2 separate regions of the Homo sapiens genome follow, and region 1 is linked to region 2. Evidence: chromatin loops called from intact Hi-C (ENCODE). Cell type or tissue: PC-9. All regions are shown on one strand. Each heading gives the region's core, and the rest is flanking DNA. Links, peaks and the distances in the headings are about the cores only.

Evidence for each region. A loop is a pair of places that touch in the nucleus more often than their neighbours do. Peaks named below come from ENCODE experiments on the same cell type or tissue, not always from the same donor. Only the 100,000 strongest peaks of a DNase experiment are listed, where the experiment ranks them.
Region 1: a loop joins it to region 2, with 8 times the contacts of the local background. A loop is called at or near these places in 6 of 110 quality-filtered maps.

Annotation. Positions count from the first base shown.
Region 1 is chr9:88,721,537-88,724,463 of GRCh38, reverse strand. No RefSeq gene overlaps it. Among named protein-coding and RNA genes, the nearest start is that of MIR4289, 23 kb to the left of the region's middle. In PC-9, for the core only: a CTCF peak has its summit at 1,462 (motif pointing left); no DNase peak of the experiment used is centred there.
Region 2 is chr9:88,878,908-88,881,834 of GRCh38, reverse strand. The region is part of intron 2 of LOC124902205 (a long non-coding RNA gene); the gene reads right to left. Among named protein-coding and RNA genes, the nearest start is that of S1PR3, 110 kb to the left of the region's middle. In PC-9, for the core only: no CTCF peak of the experiment used is centred there; a DNase peak (open chromatin) is centred at 1,484.

The DNA of each region.
Region 1 (2,927 bases), core at 264-2,763, 160 kb after region 2:
TGCCTGTCAAAGCTAGTGAGCCCTGAGCTGATGAGGAAAATAAGTGCTGATATGTGACTGAGGACTGTTCTCACATCCCAGACAGTTCGTGTGGACTCCCAGAAATAACTGATTACATTTATTCTTGCTTTAGGACAAAGAACATGGGAAATATTCTTTTTTTAATTTGCCAAGTGGCTGATATATTTTTCCTCACCCCGGCTTTATTGAGGTATAATTAACAAATAGAAATATATTGAAATCAGCATGTTGAAGAGATGTGGGCACTCCAATGTTCATTGCGGCATTATTCACAATCGATAAGATATGGAAGCAGCCCAGGTGTCCACCATCAGATGGATGGATAAGGAATGTGTGATCTATATACTCAAGGGAGTACTGTTTAGCCTTTAAAAAGATGGAAATCTTGTTATTTGAGACAACATGATAAACCTGGAGTACATTATGCAGCATGAAATAAGCCAGGCACAGAAAGGCAAGTATTGCATGATATCACTTATATGTGGAATCTAAAAAAGTTGAACTCATAGAAGTGGAAATAGAATGTGGTTACCAAAAGCTGGGGGAGAGGAGTGTATGAAGAAATGAGAGATGTTGATCAAAAGGTACAAAGTTTCAGTTAAATAAGGAGGAATAAGTGTTAGTGACCTATTGCACAGAATGGTGACTATATTTACAATGCATTATATATTTTAAAATTGCCAAGAGAGTAGATTTAAAATATTTTCACCACAAAAATGAAAAGCATGTGATGAATTTGTTAATGAGCCTGAATTAATCATTCCACATTGTAAACATATATCAAAATATCACTTTGTGCCCCATAAATATATAGAACTATTATGTCAATTAAAAATAAAATTTTAAAAATTAATATTAGAAATTACATATATTTACACGATGTTTTTAATATATGTATATATAATGAAATTATCAAATCAAGAAAATTAACATATACATCACTTTATATACTTTTTTTTGGGGGTGGTGAAAACATTGAAGACCTACTGTCTTAGTCAATTTCAAATATACAATGAAGCATTATTAACCATTGTCACCAAACTGTACAGTAAATCTCCAGAACTTATTTATCCTCCATAACTGAAAGTTGTACCCTTTGACCAAGATCTCCCCATCCCTCACAAAACACCCAGCCTCTGGTAACTACCATTCAACTCTGCTTCTGTAACTGAAATGCAGCTTAGTTGCTTGCTGCATTTAGAGTCCAGTTAAAAAAAGTAAGATCTGATACCTAAAAAAGTGAATTTCTTCCGAAGCTAGCTTGGGGAAGAGGCACAGATGTCCTACTGTACTGCTTCACCTTTGGAGCAGAAAGCGGGCACTTTTATAAGGTGGCGGGGTGGGGAATGAGCAAGGGCAGGGTTCCCCCTGTTAGGTTGGTGCCTTGTCTATCTACAGTTGAGTTGGCACCTTCCTGGGCAGATGTAAGTTGTAAAAGTGGCCAAGCAGGCATGCTTTCCATATGCCCTCTAGTGGATCAAAGTTCTGAGGCAACCCCCTACAAGTGAAAGTTCCATGGGGTATGCTTTGGTCTGCAAATCAACTGTCAACTCTCCAGGAGAGATCCATCTTGGAGTGCATAGTTAGATGAACTTGCCCTGTAAGGAATGTCTGGTGAGGGGGGAGGTGAAAGGTTACATTTGCATTTCTGAAGGGCTAGGTAGGAAATAGGGAGCCAGGGAAGTGAGAAAAAAAGTGATAGAGGGAAAAAAAAATAAACCACCTCTTAAAAAAATGGGGGTACTCCCTTACACTCCTCTGAGTTGGACTTTCTTAGATTCCACAGATGAGTAAGATCATGTGGCATGTATCTTTCTATGCCTGGCTTATTTCATTTTGCGTAATGTCCTCCAGGTTCATCTATATTGTCCCAAATGATAATATTTCATTTTCTTAGGCTGAATAGTATTCCATTGTGTATATGATACTATATTTTCTTTATCCATTAATGAAAAATGTTCTGTGATTATGTCATATTGTACTGTGTTGTGTTGTACTATCCTACTTGCCATGGACCTTCATATCTCCCTACTTTCTGTTTGCAATAAAATTAATCTAGGCTCTCAGGAAGGACCTAAGCGTGTGTGTGTATTGGCTTTGTTTTGCACAACCTTCCACATCTTGTGGAAATAAGGAGTCATAACAGGAAAATCCCTCTTAATGCTGTGCCCTCAATATTTGTCAATGAAGATTCCATTACTCTGTTTAGCATGTGTTAGAAATGGTGTTAGAGCCAGAGCTCCACAGAGTGGGAATGTAGGACTCCTTTATTGTACCTTGTCAATCCTGTGATGTAGGACTTTGTTGTAGGTGGAAATATGAAGTCAGCTAGATGGCCTGGGGCCCAGTCCTGGCTCTATCCTGTCAGAGGCATTTAAACCAGAGCAACTCCATCTTGAATACAGGCTGGGTACAATAAGGCTGAGACCTACTGGGCTGCATTTCCAGGAGGTTAAGGCATTCTTAGTCATAGGATGAGATAGGAGGTCAGCACAAGATACAGGTCACAAAGACCTTGCTGATAAAACAGCTTGCAGTAAAGAAGTCAGACAAAACCCACCAAAACCAAGATGGTGGCCAGAGTGACCTCCGGTCATCCTCACTGCTCATTATACACTAATTATAATGCATTAGCATGTTAAGAAACACTCCCACCAGTGCCATGGCAGTTTACAAATACCATGAAAAAGGGAGGAAGTTACCCTATATGGTCTAAAAGGGGGAGGAACCCTCAGTACTGGGAATTTTCCACTCCTTAATCAGAAAACTCATGAATAGTCCACCCCTTGTTTAGCATATAATCAAGAAGTAATGGTAAGTTAAGCAGCTTGAGTAGCTCATGCCACTGCTCTGCCTATGGGGTAATCATTCTTTATTTCTTTACTTTCTTAATAAACTTGATTTCA
Region 2 (2,927 bases), core at 131-2,630:
GCACTATGGAAAACAGTGTGGAGATTCCTTAAAGAATTAAAAGTGGAACTACCATTTGATCCAGCAATCCCACTATTGGATATCTACCCAGAGGAAAAGAAGTCATTATTTGAAAAAGATACTTGCACATGCATGTTTATAGCATCACAATTCACAATTGCAAAATCATGGAACCAACCCAAATGCCCATCAATCAACGAGTGGATAAAGAAACTGTGGTATATATACATACATATATATATACACACACACACATATACATATATACACATATACGTATATATATATATACGATGGACTGCTACACAGCCATAAAACAGGAACTAACAGCATTTGCAGTGACCTAGATGAGATTGGAAACTATTATTTTAAGTGAAGTAGCTCAGGAATGGAAAACCAAACATCATATGTTCTCACTGATAGTGGGAGCTAAGCTGTAAGGATGCAAAGGCATAAGAATGATACCATGGACTTTGGGGCCTTGTGGGGAAGAGTGGGAGAGGGGTGAGGGATAAAAGACTACAAATAGGGTGCAGTGTATACTGCTCAGGTGATGGGCACACCAAAATCTCACAAATCACCACTAAAGAACTTACTCATGTAACCAAATACCACCTGTACTCCAATAACTTATGGAAACATAAAATAAAATAATAAAAATATTTTTAAAATAAAAATAAAAAATAGATAAAATAAAATAAACTTCAAGAAAAATTCTATCACTTTCTAACTGTTCCTCCCTGAATGTAGTATGAAAATAAATGTCAAATTAAAAAAAATCACTCGTTGTTTGGGCAATGCAAGCTGTCATGCACAAAAGGGGACTGAAGGCTGCTTGTCTTTGCTTAGGCCTCAAAGCTGTCCTTGATGACAATGGGTACCCATTCTTCTTTTCAGTCATCACTAAGGCAATGTGGGTGTGAGAAACCTGAACACATCATTCACGTCCTGCCGATGCACAGGTGCTTCTGGATCTGCCCACACCACACACTTTTCCATGGCCTTCAAACCCGTCCATATGGTAAGTGCTTCTGATGCAGGAGGACCTTGCATATACTATCTCATTCAATCTCATAACAGCACATGCCTTATGGGTTTTCCTGTTTTCAGTTTATAGATGAGAAAACTAAAGGCTTCAATACATTGCATGAGTGAGCCAGAATTACGGAGTCTGGAGTCCAAGTTCCTGTAGGACCTGCGAGTGCTCCTGGGCAGTTATGTAAGCAGGCTCAGCCCCGTCTGTGTGGCCAGCTGAGTGCCACACCTGGATGAAGAGGCTGCAGGGCATGCTTCGGCACCAAAGGAATGCCCGCGTGACCCTCGGCTTCTCAGCTTCATGCCCCAATGCACATTGTGCCAACAACATGGCAGCTGGCAGACTTCCTCCTGGAGTGTCTCCTGAGGGTGTCTGAGCAAAATCCTGAGGCGTCTTGCAAATGGTGAGCCTGGTGTGACACCTCCAGCTGCCTGGGCATCCGAAGATGTTTCAGAGCAGCTAGACCAGCTTGACAAGAATCCTTAAAAAGCTCTTGCACTTGACCCCTAGGGCACTCATTGAAGGAGGCTTTTTCAATGATGGATGACACAGACATTCCTCCCAAAAAACTGACTCACGTGGGGACATACTGCTCCCTGGCAAGCCCGTGCATCACTGCAGCATCGCACATTACACTTGAGGACGCCATTAAAATGGCTGAGTCCAAGCCTGTGGGAGGCACTGTACCACGCCTCCTCATCCTCCTCACCTCAGATCTTGAGCTTGCCTTTGTGAGTCTCTGGAAGAGACATTCACACCCTCCCCAGCTGGTCTACCACACCTTGTGGGAAGCTTCCCAGCTCCTTGTGGGAAGACAAGGTTCAGCGCTGCCTCTGACAATATGCAAGGCCCAATGTGTGCAGGTCTGGGTCAGCCCTCGTAAGGCTGGCAGTCTTACCAGTGATGTGTCTTTGTTGATAGCTCTGTAGACATTTTTTGTCTCCATTCACGTAGTCAATGCAGTATCATAACAACATGAAGATGGTTCTGAATTACAGCACATAGAGTCAGAATGCAGAAAACAAAGAGTTTCACATTGGGAGGTCCACAGAATATAGACAGGAGATAAGAACGCTGTTTCCCAAGGCATCTCTCCTGGTCCCAGTGGCTCCTCTTGCCACAATTCCTGCCTCCACGAAGTGGTGAGTCCCATTTCTAAAAATTAGAGTCTCCTTGAAAGTCATAGATGAGTGAACCACGACTGCATGACCCAAAGGAAGAAGACTCAGGTTCTGTTATGGAATTCCAAAAGAAACTTGGGCAAGTCACTGCATTCTTAAAATAAGAGTCTGAACTCAAGGTTGACAACTTCAAAGACAGCAACACTTACTAAGTATCAGATATGATTGGGGGATCATTATTTACTCATAGTTGATGAGACAGCAGAGAAGAGAGATGAGTCCAGGTGGCCTCTGGAGGAAAGGGAAGGATGGGGCCATGGGAGGGGCCTTCTTGGTGCTGGATACAGGCCTCAAGGGCTGACCTGGCAGTGGAGCAGCTCCTGGATGGGGAGATGCTGGCACAGAGCTTCAGGCAAGGCTCAGGGGCTGCAGCCCATGCTTGGGAGACAGACTTGGCTCATGATCCTGCAGCTAAGGGCTCACACCCGTGGCAGGAGCCCTAAGTTCAGCTCTGCAGCTGGGCTTCCCAGTAATTGCTCATGCCCAGCCTGATGGAATATGCTACCATTCACCAGCTTCCAGAGTACATTGTTTCACAGAGGGCTTGTTTGTTTCTTGACCAAGAGCCATGGTGGGGGAATGGGGTCAACCTTTTTTCACATGACCTGCATAGAAGGCCATAGCCACTCCACTTGGTGAGGGCTGGGTGAGGAAGGCCATAGCTTGGACATTGAGGGGATCCTTTACACACATACCAGGAAAGTAGGCAG